Linked DNA regions of Homo sapiens: region 2 is linked to region 1. A link is an interaction called in ENCODE POLR2A ChIA-PET data of the cell type or tissue named here. Cell type or tissue: PC-9. All regions are shown on one strand. Links, peaks and the distances in the headings refer to the core of each region. The heading gives the core; the rest is flanking DNA.

Region 1 (8,344 bases), core at 202-8,201:
GCTGAATTAAATTTAAAGGAGTTTAATTGAGCAATGAATGATTCGCGAATAGGACAGCCCTCAGACTCAGCAGATTCAGAGAGACTACAAGCGTGCCTCGTGGTCAGAACAAATTTACAAACAAAAAAGGGAAGTGACATACAGAAATCAGAAGTGAGGTACGGAAACAGCTGGATTGGTTACAGATTGGTGTTTGCTTTATTTGAACACAGTTTGAACACTTAGCAGTCTACGAGTGGTTGAAATATGGCCTCTGGGATTGGCCAAGACTCAGCTATTGTTACAGGCACATAGTCCTAAGTTAGGTTTTCAACTTGTCTGCTTATCTTAATAAGGTTACAGTTCATCCACCAGGTCTCAAATATAAAATTACGGAGTCCTTCTCAGCCCATATTTAGTTTGCTTTAACAGTGTTCACTGGAAAATTGCTTTTGGTGTGTGAGAAAAAAAATCCCCACACACATTTTGGTGACCAGAGGTGACGTATTCTATATTGGGTGTGTAAGAAAAACACTTGGTTTTCCATCACATACTCCCAGAGCCAGGGGAGAATGCAGGAGGCCTGTCAGTAATGCCTCTAGGAGAAACCAGTGGGCTTCTTGGCAGAGGTAACACATGAGCAGGCTATTGCTGAATGCAGTATGACTCTCGGTGGATACAGGGAGAAGGGCATGTCTCCCCCATCAAAGGAGCAGCCAAACAATGACGAGAAGTCCTCAAAGCCCCTCCATGGTGTGACCTCTGGAATCCCCTCCAACTTCACGTATCACTCCCTTCCATGCTCCCTCTGCTCCAGCTACACTGACTTCCATGCTGTTCCTTAAACTTGCCAAGCAAACCCTGCCTTGAGGGTTTTTGCACTTGCTGTTCTCTCTGCCTGCCAATCTCCTTTCTCACTCCTTCATTGTATCCTCCACTCACAGCCATCACTTCAGAGAAGCCCTCTCTGGCCCCCCTTCTAAAATAGCAATCCCTGTCATTCTCCATCCACTTTCCTATTTTGCCTTTATCAGCATTTTTCTCTACCTGGCATTACATTTTTTCCTTCTGTGTTTATCTTACCATTTTCTGTCTTCCCCCATTAAGTTAAGCCCTGTACTTACAAGACCTTTTCCCACAAGCTTCTTAGCAGACTTAGAATTGATTCCTTTGTTTTGGGCTGGCTGCACAATTTTTTCACTTTGCCTTAGAATTTCATCACCAAGAAGTCTTCACACACAAAGTCTTCACAATCAGGGCAAATGTTCCTCAAAATTCATTTTTTAAATCCAGGTAGAATTTTCTTACCCCTGTTTAACCCTTCCTATCTGTCATTCATTGGCTTTGTGAATTATCTCAAGCCTGAATTATTCTACCTCACCCCAGCCTGTCTGTGCCCTGCCTATGTCAAGAATTCTGCCTTAGCACTGAGAGCCTGCCTGAGAGCTGGGGTTTAAAATGTCAGGTGGGACCCACTAGCACAATTGTGTTTCAGTCCAGACTTGTTGAGCTGCCTGGGTGCAGACATGTAGGAGGTGGAGGGCTAGGTTACACAGGGGTGAAGCTTATAACAGAAAGGGGACAGGGCAAGGGTGTTAAGGGTGTATGCAGTGGAAGATTCACAAAGACAGATTTTGAAGTCTACCTGAGGAAGTGTGGAAGTGGGAACAGACCATGGATGGTTATGGTAAACTGAATAACCTCCCCCTAAAATATTCACATCTTAAATGGCCAGATCCCGTGAATGTTACTTTATATAGCCAAGGAGACTTTGCAGGTGTAACTGAGTTGAGGAGACTTTGCAGGTGTAACTGAACTTAGGATCTTGAGATGAGATTATCCTGGGTTATCTAGTGAGCTATAAATGTAATCACAAGGGTCCTTATAAGACAGGGGACAGAAGGTCAAAGGAAGAAGAAGATGTGTTGATGGACGCAGCAATAAGAGTGATGCCCTTTGAAGACAGAGGAGGAAAGCTATGAATCCAGGAATGTAGGTGGCTTCTGGAAGCTGAAAAAAGCAAGGAAATGGATTCTCCCCTAGAGCCTCCAGCAGGATGCAGTCCAGCCTATGCCTTGACTGTAGCCCAATAAGACCGATTTCAAATTTCTGACCCCTAAAACTGTAAGAGAATAAATTTGTGTTGTTTTAAGGGGAGAGAGAGAGAGAGAGAGAGAGAGAGAGAGAAAGAGAGAGAATTTTCTGCCTTAAGGCCATGTGAGAGCTGTCAATTGCCAAGGTGTCTGCTGAATTTAACCAGGAAGCCACTCTCATTGAATCATCATCATCACCATCCTCCTCCTCATTATTAGCACCTCTGGGATTCCATTGCCACTACCACCACAGCAACAGCTGACATTTATCAAGCAGTTACCTTACACCAGGTTCCTTGGTATGTGTTTTACACGCATTATCTAATTTCTGTATTTACAATAACCTTGTATGGGAGGTACCATTATTAACCTTATTTTAGAGGTGAAGAAAATGGGACTGAAAGGTAACTTTTTGAACAGAAGTTTCATAGGCTTTCTACCAGGTGGGGAAATACACACATTTCCTATTTTATGGTTTGCCTGATGGTAATGAACAGGGTTTGAGACTGGGAGTAGGGGAGGGGGCACAGTAATGGACATAATCCCTTAGTACCTCCCTTTCTGATATCTGCTTCTTTCTTTGGTATTTGGGGTTGGGGAGCAGGCACACCAACCTAAAACAAATCTTAGTCCCTGATCCATGACTCTGGCAATGGTTTTCTGGAAGAGACCCCAGTAATAATAATAATCACCACTTTACAAAGCTACTATGTACTCAGCACATTATTAATAGACTTTCTAATCTCCACAACTATCTTGTATGGTAGATATTACTGACATTTGTCAGATAAGAAAACTACACCTCAGGTAGGTTAGATGACTGGTCCAAGGCTACCCAGCTAGTTAGTAAATGCCTAATCTCAGATTCAAACCAAAGGCTGATGCCATCATCTATATTGTTTCAATTACTCTAGGCCACTCTCTAACAACCAGCTCACAGAGAGCACATATTGAGGTCCATTTCAGATTTATACCCAGATTTGAGTTGAGCATCTGATCTTATATGGCCAAAGAGACTTTGCAGGTATAACTGAGTAAAGAGCCTTGAGATGGGGGGACTATCCTGGATTATCCAGTGGGCCGTAAATGTAATCACAAAGGTTCTTCTGCTGGCTTTATTTGGGCTTTAGTGGATGCTGTGCCTTCTGCAGTTCAGACTTCTTCTGAGACAAGCACTTAAAAATTGGAGTTCAGGCCTTTACACCTAGGTCACAGCTACCCCAACCCTGGGGTGGGTTGTTGACTGGCTGTTTGGCCAAGCAAACCTCAGTGTTTCATTCTGAGATATTCAAAGGTTCTGGGAATTGGGACATGGATGTCTTTTGGGGAACATTGTTTAGCTACTACATCAGGTAATGCAGATCAACTTCAACCTTGGGCCTGAAGGCCAAGTTTCTCCCTTAAAATCTGGCTTTAGATTGAATATCTCATCTTATAGGACACTTTGTCCCAGTGCCACAACTGGTAAAATTCACTAGAAATGTAATGACAAATAGTTATCAAGTGCCTACTACTACATGCTAGTCACTGTGTTGGTCTCCAGGGATTTCAGAGTTTATGGTGCTGGGATAATTGGCAATCCACAAGTAGAAGAATGAAACTGGATTCTCCTCTCTCATCTTATACAAAAATCAATTCAAGATGGATCCTGAATTCAATTCAAGACTTAAATCTAAGACCCAAAACCATAAAAATTCTAGAAGATAACATGGGGAAAACCCTTCTAGACACTGGCTTAGTCAAAGACTTCATGACCTAGAATCCAAAAGCAAATGCAACAAAAACAAAGATAGAGAGATGGGGCTTAATCAAACTAAAAAGCTTCTGCACAACAAAAGAAGCAATCAGCAGAGTAAACAGACATGTTTACTCTGGGAGAAATCTTCACAATCCATACATCTGACAAAGGACTAATATCCAGAATCTACAAGGAAGTCAAATAAATCGGCAAGATAAAACCAAACAATCCCATCAAAAAGTGAGCTAAGGACACGAATGGATAATTTGCAAAAAACAAACATATACAAACATGAAAAATGCTCAACATCACTAATGATCAGGGAAATGCAAATCAAAACCACAATGTGATACCACCTTACTCCTGCAAGGATGACCATAATCCAAAAATCAAATAATAATAGAGGTTGGCATGGATGCAGTGAAAAGGGAACACTTTTACACTGCTGGTGGGAATGTAAACTAGTACAGCCACTGTGGAAAACTCTGGAGATTCCTTAAAGAACTAAAAGTAGAACTTCCATTTGATTCAGCAATCCTACTCCTGGGTATCTACCCAGAGGAAAAGAAGTCATTATACTAAAAGGATACTTGCACATGCATGTTTATAGCAGCACAATTTGCAATTGCAAAAATATGGAACCAGCTCACATGCCCATCAATCAAGTGGGTAAAGAAATTGTGGCACATACATCTACCATAAAATACTACTCAGCCTTAAAAACAAGCAAAATAATGGCATTTGCAGCAACCTGGATGGAATTGGAGACCATTATTCTAAGTGAAGTAACTCAGGAATGGAAAACTAAACATAGTATGTTCTCACTCATAAGTGGGAGCTAAGCTATGAGGATGCAAAGGCATAAGAATGATACAATGGACTTTGTGGATTCAGGGGGAAGGATAGGAGTGGTGAGGGATAAAAGACTACACACTGGGTACAGTGTACACTGCTCGGGTCCTGGGTGCACCAAAATCTCAGGAATCACCACTAAAAAGCTTATTCATGTAACCAACCACGACCTGTTCCCAAAAAGCTACTGAAATGTAAAAAAAAAAAAGAAAAAAGAAAAGAGAAAAAATACTTGAGTTCTGTAGGAAAAGAAAGAGCTAGACCATGTAAAGAGCATGAGGGGAAAACATTCCAGACAGAGAGAAATGACTAGACTAAGGCCTTTGAGAGAGGTTGCACACTCGGGAACTGAAGGAAGAGTGTGTGGTTGCAGAGTAAGGAAGGAGAGAATGTCACAACATGGCTGGAAACGCAGGCAGGGGCCAGATTATGTGGATGTTTCAAGTCAGGAAAGGCCTTGGGATTTTATTCTAAGAGTAGATAGAGTCCACTGACAGGAGAATACTGTTAATGTGACAATGAAATGTGGTTAATGATATTAAAGGATTCCAAACCCCAGTTACATGTTTCTTGAACAAAAAAGTGTAGGCTAAAGCGAAAATCACTTCTTTTTTTTTTTTTTTGAAATGGAGTCTCACTCTGTCTCCCAGGCTGGAATGCAATGGCACAATCTCAGCTCACTGCAACCTCTGCCTCCTGGGTTCAAGCCATTCTCATTCCTCGGCCTCCTAAGTAGCTGGGATTACCACCAGGCCCGGCTAATTTTTGTATTTTTAGCAGAGATGGGGTTTCACCATGTTGCCCAGGCTGGTCTTGAACTCCTGACCTCAGGTGATCCACCCTCCTCAGACTCCCAAAGTGCTGGGATTACAGGATTATAGGCGTGAGCTGGAAGTCACTTCTTAAAAGTAGGTTTCCTTCCCATGATGGAGAAAACTCAATACTACTAATGCATTTTTCTCCAGACTTGAGAAGAGGGTTCTGGCATTGCTTCTATGTCTGCCATTGCAGCTTCTTTACAACTAACATCAAAGATAACTTTCTTACTTTAAAAACCTTCATGCTTTTTGGCCCAGTACTTCCAGATCTGGGAATATATTCTAAGGAATAATAATCAATGTAAATAATGATTTATGTAGAAGGATAATTGTAGCATCATTGCAATAGTGAAAATATTAGAACAACCCTGGTATTAACGGGGGGAATGATCATGTCTATTGAAATGATAGAATATTATATAGTCATTAGAATACTATCTTTTGAGGATGACATCTTTTTACATGTTTAGTTATATAAAAATCTTGCTAATATAACTTGAAGTTAAGATAAATAGACTATTAATAAATATATACCCACATATGTACATAAACATATTCTCTATTTCAGTTAAGACAAATGCAAATGAACGTAAAAATAAAAATATTTACAATGGGTATCTCCATGGCTGCTCCTTACTCAGCATAAGATACTAATTGACGTTTCTTGAATATCACCCAGTCTATAGTAGACACTAGGGTAATAATTATTGACTAAAGAATAACTCCCTGAGAATACAGAACTAATTCCAGATATGTGAATGACAGCTTAGCTTTGCTTTAGTGCAATGGGTGATGGCAAGTTTAAGAATCCTTAAATTAGAAACATTTCCCCCTTATAAAAAGATTTTCTTGTCCTTTATTTTGTATCTTCTGAGCCTCTTTCAGAGCATAAAATGTGATTATTTCTGCCAGTCCCAACATCCCTATTCTGTGTGCCTCGTGAAAAAAAAAAACTCATTAATTTATCAATCATCATCAAGAAATAGAGGTGGTAGTGAGATATTTAATAGAAGTTTGGAACTGCATTGATTGACACAGAGAATAAATAACTGTTTGTTTATATGATAATTGGAGTAGTCCGGGGAAATGTGCTCCCTCCCAAATCTTTCTTTCCTTCTAGCAGTCTGAAATATCACATTAGAGGAGAATTTGTTCAGCTTAAGGTATCATTAAAAATATAAATACCCAAAGAAATAGAGTGAGCCATTCTCAGTTATAATTAATTAAGTAGATCCTGTTCAATATTACCAAGGTCTGGGAGAGGGGGCCTTGCTCTGCAGTAGAGGGGAAACAACAGGATGCCCCAGGGGAATGAGGAGCTAAGAGGCAGGACGCTGGTGAGGAAGAGATATGAAGAACTAGGGAGCGGGCGGGACGGGCCTCATGAGAACACTGAATGAGGTATGTGAATGCCTGAATTTAGGCTCCACCTTAGTCACTAATAGTCACTAACAGAGTCTGCTTGGAGAGGAGGTTTGACACGTGTTAGGGCCTGCCATCTCCATAGTCCCTTCTGAAGAAGACAGACCATGGCCATCCTGGTCATGGCGGATGGGCCCCAGGACAACTGATCCACAGGCCCAGTGGCAGCCTTCATGAGTGGCTGACACAAGAACTTTGTCCATAAGAAATAACTATGAAACTAAATGAACCAACCAGTCCCTCTGTCTTCAGGGGTGTGAAGGATAGATAGAAGGAAAGAGAGCTAGCAATGGGCACAAGCCGAAGGAACCCCGGAGAGAACGAGAAGTCAGGAACCTTAACCATGAAAGACTGAGAGTCAGCAGAAGCTGTAAACACTGATGAGTTGGTTTCTTTCAAGTTATTAACCTTCTGCGTCCGTAGAAGTAGCAGAAGCAGTAAAAGCCGAGACTGAAAGGAGCAGGAATAGGGCAAAGCTTAACCCTCGAGCAGACGGGAAGGGATCCCTGCTGCTGGGTTTGTGGCCAGATGGCCTGGATTCTCTGCTGTCTCAACTCCTGCAGGAGTGTTCCAGCGGCCACAAAACCCAGGTATGTGGGATTGCGGCTGACCTTCTTCACTTCCCTGTCTAGACCAGGACCTGCCACCACACATCCCCTCTAATGCCCATACATGTGCACACAGCCACACGCACACACACACACACACACACACACACACACCCCTACATACCCACCCTTGAGTAAAGGAACTGGGATGTGCCTCTGTTGCTTCCAACTCCAGAGCTTGTTAATTTTAGATAAGTTTCTCTGAGACTAAAAGACGTTTCTAAAATAAAGCATTTGGACAAGACAGTCTCTAAATTTGTGTCCAAATCTTGCCTTTGGAATTCCATGAATCTAAGATGTGAGGAGATTAGGATTGGATCATGTTTCATATTACAGTAACTTCCCCCACATAAAGGGAGAGAGATTCTAAAAAAATTTATCCCTTCTTCATTATAGAAATCCAGTGAATATTATAATTTGCCATAACAAATTACAAGAACAGGAGAGTTATAAATCTATAAGATGGGCAAAGTATGTACGTGTAGTTGGCAAAAGGGGCTGAGGAGTGGAGAGTTAAGGAAGTAAGAATTTGCTGAGAAGACAAACTGAGAAATGGAGTGGGCTGGAGCAGGCAGGACTGATTAGGAGGGGCTGAGGTTTGCTGCTTTCAAACTAGCCCTAATCACATTATTTGAGAGTGCACAGTGGGTCTGGTGCCTTTTCTCCAAATGATGTAGACATATGTCCGCTCAAATAAATTAATACTCTCATCTCATCTGACTCATTTGGTGGGGATGACAAGCACACATCTGACTGAAATAGAAGAAGGAGAGGGCACAGTGGCAGGAAGAAGGAAGGCAGAGATATTGCACAAATTATCAGACCTTCCCCTCA
Region 2 (8,344 bases), core at 298-8,297, 66 kb after region 1:
CAGCCAAATATTCTAAGGGGGACCAAGATAAGAACAAAGTCTTTGTACTGAGTGGTGCCCAGGTGAAGGGCTGTGTAAGTCTTACTAGGAAGAAATTGCCTCTATGAGACTTCTTAGAGGATAGACATTGTTATTGTGTTGGCCCCCAATAGAGTCATTTAAAAACTTCCATCGTCGGGGGTTCATACCTGCTCTTTTCTCTTCTTCCTCATGCTTTACAATTAGCATTCTCTCAACTCTGCCTTCTCAGGAAACTTGCTGCCCTTCTTGTAGAAGGGTGGACGGGACCTGTTCATATTTACTGGAATGTGAATGGAGTAGACCCTGGTAACCCCATTGCTTCACCACAACCAGATGGGAAATTGGTCTCACCCACCCACTGGGGGAATCCTTCGAGAATCTTCATTCTTTTGTTACCATCCTGCGGCACATCTGACACTCCGTGGTGTTCAATAAATGCTGGCTCAAGAGCTAATGATCTATTATTAATGACTTGGGTCAACATAGAGCCTTTACTCCAGAGTTCTTTGCAAGACTGTGGGCATTGTACCTTGTTGGTAATTAGATTATGCCCTAGGGATCTCTGTTTGAAAGGAGGCCTGTCTCAAATGTCATGTTTCAGAATCCTAATTATAAAAATCCATAATTGACTGCCTCCTTAAGAACAACGAGAATGATGGCTTGTGTGCCCCAAGAAGGATGTGCAAGAGGAACACAAACAAGGAAGTGTTGCTGTAGAGAAATGAGATTTTTAAATGTCCTGGGAAAACTTGGTGCTATGGTGCACTGGAGTAAACCCTGCAAATATAAAAACCAAACTGGGAACAAGGCTCATCAATGCTTATGCAAATACTCTCAGGGAAAGCACTCTAAATCTAATACTGGGTCCCCCGAGATGTCGGGGAAGTTTGAAGATAATCACTTGCGACACTCAGGCTTTTCTTGAGACCCAGTTTTAAACAACTGACCTTAGTTCTGAGCTGGATGGATGCCAAAATTGAGTGTCTGCTCAGTTGGAGCCAAATCCTCTCCTAGCTGTCTCTCAAGTCAGTTGGCAATATTTGCTTTGAGTTCTTTTTCCCACTTATGCAGAATTAATTTTGAAGTCTTTCCTCCTTTGGGCTGGAAGTGTTGAGGAAAGCAATGTGTGGTGTTTAGGTCCCAGGTGACACCTTTTTGTTCATGTGTCCGCTTTGTTTTCCGCTTCCTTTGAAGGCCTGTCCACTTTATATAGTGAAGAAGTTTACATTAGGGTGCGCCTCAATTCCACAAGCATCTGTAGACTAATCGCCATCGGTTGAGTCCTCTGTTAAATGTTGAGGTTGTTGAGGCTAGGGGAGAAAGTGTAGAGCTTACAGAGGGAGTGTGTGATGGAGGAAAGAATACAGGCTCTGGAGTGAAACTCTGGCTTCTAATCCTGGCCTCACTACAGATCAGCAGTGAGAACTTGGGCAAGTTATATATGCACAGTAAGCCTCTGTTTCCCCAATTAGAAAACTGGGGTAATAGTTCCAAATCTGAGAGAATTATACTTGTAAACAGATTCAAAATCATACATATTTCTATGATTGCATAAAATAGTAAACAGCCTCAAATGCAACACGTAAGAATAAAGTAAGTTATCATTTTTTTCAATGTATTGTTAGTCCTTAATCTCTAGAAGCCTGACAGTTGAGACAGGAAAATAAACCTCATATGCATGAAAAAAGTAGAGAATAGCAGAGGAAAAATGACTGGATTCAATAATAGAAGGAAAGAAGGCACAAGTTTCAGCATACATGTGTAAGGTAATAAGTGCTGTGAGCAATAAGAAATCACATCACAATTTCTGCCTAGAGAGTTTTTTCCCATCATCTATCATCCAAGCCTCAGTGCTTATATAATTAGAAAATGCAGGGTGTTTTGTTCTCTCTTCCATGAGCATGTCTAATTTAAATTCCGTTGCATTCCAGATCACATGAAATCAACATATAAATGAAAAGCCGTCTGCATTTCTGAAATGAGATGGAACTTTTGACTTTTCTACTTGAAGAAACAGTATCACTGTCACTCTGCTAAAAACTATTTTTTTCTCCTCTCACTAACTATAAAATCAAAAAGGCAGGGAAAATCATGTCCCAAGTTTGATTGAGGGATAGCTCTGATTTGTTACTAAAATTGCTATCAGTAGTTAAAATAATGTACATGTATGTATATATGAGTAATATGTATAGGTAATAATGTACATGTATCTATACATAGGTAACATACATATATAACAGTAATATGTGTTTGTAATGGTAACGTATATAAGTAATAATGTATATGTAATAGTAATATGTATATGTGTGCATATGTAATAGTATGATTATGCAGCAACCATCATCAATGACCAATCTATTTAAACTCCACACTATAACTTTCTGCACGTGTGATGTCTCTTAAGGTCAATGACCCTCTAAATGTAAAAATAGCATGTGTGAGGCCCCACCTATGGTTGTTCAGAGCTCCAGGAAACAGGTGGCATGTGAGTGAAATCAAGATATTTAAGGTACCAGTTGTCCTCCATAAAGTGAACATTTTTAGTTTTCTGACTTGAAGATGTGGATATTTTCAACCTTTTAATTCTAGGCTGCCTTACTCTCGTCTCCATGGTGCAGCACACACCCCGTGAATAAGCCCTGTTTCATCCAAGAAAAACAACCTTTGACCATCCACCTCCTCATATCTCACCTGGGGAAAACCAGTTGGCCTATCTTTGACTGACTTCAACACATCAAAATGTGCACAATGGTCATTTTACTGAAAGTCCTAAAATGTTCATTAAAAAACCAATTCAAACTTAATAATACTACCCTAACTGAGGTAGACTCTTAAAACCAGTTTCTGGTCAATGAGATACCTGTGTCAAATGGTTGTGTAATCAAATTCTTTCCATATCCTGCAAACATAGCTTGATGAGTTTAATTAACGATCATTTTGAATTCTTTTATGCAGACAGGTTTTTTTTCCTAAAGCATTTATGATGCCAGGATTTTTATTTTATTTTATTTTATTTTAGACAGGGTCTTGCTCTATTGTGCAAACAGTGGCGTGATCACAGCTCCTTGAGGCCTCAACCTTCCAGGCTCGAGTGATCCTCCTGCCTCAGCCTCCCAAGTAGCTGGGCCTACAGGCATGCACCACCATGCCTGGCTAATTTTTTCTATTTTTTTTGCAGAGACTGGGTTTTGTCGTGTTGCCTAGGCTGATCTCAAACTCCTGGGCTCAAGCTATCCACCCACTTCGGCCTCCAAAGGTGCTGGGCTTACAGTCATGAGCCACCGCACCTGGCCCAATGCCAGGATTTTAAACAGAAATTTTCCCTTCCAGGCAGCTTTGACAAATCATACATTTTTTTTTCCTTCTAAGATGAGCTTATGTTGGCTGTGATCTCAATCGCACTGATACAGTGCTCCTTTTTAAGGACACAGATTAATTGGAGGTGGGGAAAAGTGTTGGTGTTTAAAGGAAAAACATTTTCTTTTTATATAATTATTGAGTAATTTGGAAGGCATTGTAGAAATCATCCATGTCTTTGTAAAATCCGGGGGCTAGATTGAATTTCCTTTCTGTTTCCTCCAGCTTTAGTGTTCTATGAATCTATCATCCACTCAACTTTGAACTCCTGCTGAACAGTCACCAGGTCTTACTCGTCTTCATACTTCCAAAGGCCCTTACAAGGCCTGGCACGCAGTAGGGCCTCATTACTTGTTTGTTAATGAATGTATAAATCATCCCATATGCTTTGTATGCTTCATTTCAATTCTTTCTGAGTATAGCAAGAATCATATGTTGCCATTCATGGCTCACAATTCTGTTCTTCAGCATCACAAAATCATACTGGTAAAATTTTCCTATTTCATGTTTTATGCTGTAGCTATAGGGTACAAACGCATACTATTTATCATGCTGATGATTTTGTTGAGGTGGATCCGTTTAGTCATTCATTTAATAAATATTTACAGAACACCTACTGGGTAGTTGTATTGCAATGCTGAACTGGACAAAGTTCCCTATAACAAGGAACTTGTCTAATAAAGAAGACAGACAAGTAAACATAAAATAGTATGAGTGTTATAAAGGATAAGTACGACAAGCTGTGGGAACAGAAGAGTAGCTCACCTGGTCTGAGGAATTCAGGAAATGTTTCCCAAAGGAAGTAGTAGATTCAAACCTTAAGGTTAAGAGTGAGGTGGGTGAAACTGGGCAGAGGGCCAGACAGCGTAAAGGGCAGTGAGAATTTCAGATCCCAGAGTGGATGTTTATTTAGAAGGCAATAAAGGACCTGTGGGAGAGGCCAAGCGGGGGACGAAATTTGTGTTTTAGAAAGACCTTTCTAACTGCAGTTAGAAAGTAGAAAGGGGCAGGACCAGAGGCCAGGAGAAGTCTAAGAAGACGTTTAGAGTGGCAGTGAAGATAAAGGCACTGGCAGCAGACATGAAAAGAATTAGATGAATTCTGGATATATTGAGGAAGAAAGTGAATGGATGTATATGGTGGTGAAATGATGCAGGAAAGAAGATGTAAATTCTGATATCTGCTTTGAGAAATTGAGTGGATGGTTGTGTCATCTAGTAGGATAAGAAACACCTTCTAAAGCATTAGCACTTTGGGAAGGAAGGAAAGCAATGATAAATTCTGTAGGGTTGCTACATGATATCCAAGATGAGCTGTCTAACAATGCTAGGGTCTGAATGTTTGTGTTCCTCAAAATTCATATGTTGAAGCCTAATTCCCTATTTGAAGGTGAGGCCTTTCAAAGATAATTAGGTCATGAAGGGAGAGCCCTCATTAATGAGACTGGTGTCCCTATAAGAAGAAACAGATGCCAGCCATGGTGGCTCACATTGTAATCCCAGCACTTTGGAAGGCTAAGATGCAAGGATCATATAAGGCCGGGAGTTTGTGATCAGCCTGGCAATATAGGGAGACCTCATCTCTACAAATAACAATTTCAAAAAATTAGCCAGGTGTGGTGGCACATGGCCATGTCCCAGCCACTTGGGAAGCTGAAGCAAGAGGATCATCCGAGCCTGAGAGATCAAGGCTGCCGTGAGCCATGATTACACCACTGTACTCTAACCTGGGCAACAGAGCAAGACCCTGTCTCAAAAAAAAAAAAAAAAAAAAAAAAAAAAAGAGACAAGACAGATGATCTCTGTCTCATGTGAGGATACACCAGGAAGGTGATCATCTGCAAGCCAGGAGACAGGTCCTAACAGCACCAAATAGACTGTCACAGTGATCTTGGACTTCTCAGTATCCAGGACTGTGAGAAATAAATTTAAATTGTTTAAGCCACCTATTCTATGGCATTTTTATTATAGTAACCCAAACTAACTAAGACGAATAGTTATTTGATTATATAAATCTGTATCTCAGGAAAGAGTTTTGCATTGAAATTATATAATTGACAGTCATCAACATATAGATAGATACTGAAACTATTAAAATGAATGTGCTGAGGGAAAGAAGGTGGCAGGAAAATACTAAGAAATGCCAATCTTTAAGAGACATTCAAATACTTTGCTTACTAATTAATATCACCTGCTCAGTCTCCATTCCTAAGGACCATATACACTCTAGGTCATAGGGATTGACTATGGTTCGAATGTGACCCCCAAGTTCACCTGTTGGTAACTTGATCCCCAGTGTAGAGATGTTGAGAGGGGAGATCTTTAAGAGGTGATTAGGTCATGAGGCTCTACCCTCATGAATTTTTTAATGCCATTATCATGAGAGTGGGTTTGTTATCACAGCAGTGGCTTCCTTATGAAATGAGTTTGACCCCTTTCTCTATCTCTTGCCATCGCTTTGCCCTCTGCCATGAAATGACATAGCAAGAAGACCCTTGCCAAATTCTGGCCCCTAAGTCTTGGACTTCATAGCCTCCAGAACTGGGAGCCAATAAATTTTTGTTCATTATAAATTGTCCAGTCTGTGGTATTTGGTTACAGCAGGAAAAAACAGATGAGGATGGAATCTAACAAGGCGCTTTCTATGGTGATCCTACCTAGGAGCTCTGTGGAGAGACAGAGCAAGGCCTATGTCACTTAAGAATGTCTTACATACATTCTCAATTACTCAGTTAAAATGATTTACAAATTTTGCTTTGTCATATGGGTGTAGAGAAGAGGAAGAGAGTTAATTATTAAACATGTGAATGCCTAAGACATGTTCCTAAGCTTCCTCAAGAATACTTTTTTAGATTACATTGAGCACAACAGACAGGAGGTCCATGAAACTCCATCTAGGATAAAGATGCCTTGTATTTGTTACTAAGCTGTTATTAAGGGGACCCAGCACAATGCTTTGCTTTCACCATCTCCTCAAATCATACACACACACAACTTAATCAAGAGGGAGGAGCAGGTGGAAGAGATGGCAGCCATGATGGTATCAGCAAGAGCAATAGCTGCCAAGAAAAAATTTTTAAAAAGCACTTAAATTCCTGATAACAAACTGAAATCAAGAGCCTTTGGCATAATACTTGAGTCATATTTGTATGATGTCTCAGCAGGTCATAAATGCTGCTTTCAGAATTATTTCTGTAAATAGGGTTAGTCAGAAATATATAACTAAGCAAATAAAAGCTCCTTTTATAATTTTATAACACCCTGGGGACATTGTAGTTATTTTTTATCTTGTTTTGTTTTGCTTCACATAATCTGGAGTGTCCCAGAGCTATTTAAGATCTCATGTGTTGAAACCCTCCAAGTTTGTTGTCAACCTAAGAACAAATATTTTGATTTACTAAGGAACTTAAATCAGATAAGAGATTCTGGGGGATGTAGAATCATCTGAAAATTGTTATCTTAAGAGATTTAGTTATTTCCTTAGTCATGCATCTTCCACAAGCTGCATGTTTTAAAAAGCTAACTTTCTACTAGCACTTCAGTTCTGAGGTCATAATAAATCCCTAAGATTTGACATCTTGGTAAAAATAGACATGTGGATTAATGGCAGATAACAGAGTCCCCAAAATAGAATAACACATCCTGCTTTAAAATTTCGCAAAGTTTTGAGCTCTTTGAATTCTAGCAGGAATCCAGATATTATACATTGGCCCAAGATAATTTTGTAAATAATTTTTAACATAAACAAAAATTTAGCTCACAGCAGCCTTGAACTCCTGGGCTCCAAGTGATCCTCCCACTTCTGCCTCCAGAATTGCTGGAAATACAGGCAAGCAACCCACACTCAGCTAATTTTTTTTTTTTTTTTTTTTTTGGTAGAGACAGGGTCTTGTTGTGTTGCCTGGTCTAGTTTCAAACTTCAAGCTGGCCTCAAGCAATCCTTTCACCTTGGCCTCCCAAAGCTCTAGGATTGCAGGTGTGATCTCCTATATCCCACTCCACTTTTTTCATAGCAGCTTTATTGATAAGGAATTCATATACTATACAACTTACTCAATTTAATGTTTTTTAATGTAAAGTTGTGCAACCCTCACCACAACAAATTTAGGAACTTAGGAATTTAGGAATTTCTAAAATGTTTTAAATTTTAGAAATTACTTTTTTCTTTTTCTTTTAGAATTCGTAAAACATTTACATGATTCCAAATTCACTACCATATGACATGCAAACATTCATCAGCTGATGAATGGATAAACATAATGTGGTATATTCTTTCAGTGAAATACTATTTGGCAATGTAAAACAATTAAAATTATATAGAGTGTGTTCTCCACAATAGAATCAAACTAGAAATCAATAACAGAATAATAGCAGAAAGATCGCCAAACATCTAAATGCTAAACAACACACTTCTAAATAATACTTGTATGAAGAAGAATTCTAAAGAGAATTTTTTTTAATTCAACCGAATAAAAATGAAAATACAACATATCAAAATGTGTAAGATACAGTTAAAGCAATGCCGAGAGGGAAATTTATAGACTAAATCCACACATCAGCAAAGAGGAAAATCTCAAAACATACATTAGGAAAGAAAAATCTCTAAGCTACCTCCTCAATTAGAAAAATCTCTAAGCTAACTCTGGGAATGGGAACCTGCAAAATGAGGAATGTTTGGAGAAAGATACATTCCTTATCAGGCTGATTTGAAGTGAGGCAGAAAAAAAGAAACCCACAGATTTACTTGTGCAGCTAATTATAATTCAACATTATTTAAGCCCTTAATGGCCAAAACTTAATATATTAAAATTTTTCCCCAAAATTCAAAAGACCTAGGGAAAAATAAAAAACAAAATAAAGCCAAAGCAACGACTGGGCTTGGTGGCTTACGCCTGTAATCTCAGTACTTTGGGAGGCCGAGGCAGGCGGATCCCTTGAAGTCAGGAGTTTGAGACCAGCCTGGCCAA

Evidence for each region. Peaks named below come from ENCODE experiments on the same cell type or tissue, not always from the same donor. Only the 100,000 strongest peaks of a DNase experiment are listed, where the experiment ranks them.
Region 2: POLR2A ChIA-PET joins it to region 1 with 12 read pairs; 4 of 35 experiments call an interaction of 5 or more read pairs at or near these places.

Annotation. Positions count from the first base shown.
Region 1 is chr6:47,335,524-47,343,867 of GRCh38, forward strand. No RefSeq gene overlaps it. Among named protein-coding and RNA genes, the nearest start is that of TNFRSF21, 30 kb to the left of the region's middle. RefSeq lists an enhancer at 3,666-4,167. In PC-9, for the core only: no CTCF peak of the experiment used is centred there; no DNase peak of the experiment used is centred there.
Region 2 is chr6:47,401,322-47,409,665 of GRCh38, forward strand. No RefSeq gene overlaps it. Among named protein-coding and RNA genes, the nearest start is that of CD2AP, 72 kb to the right of the region's middle. In PC-9, for the core only: no CTCF peak of the experiment used is centred there; DNase peaks (open chromatin) are centred at 4,140, 6,110 and 6,670; H3K4me3 peaks cover 631 bases; H3K27ac peaks cover 4,949 bases.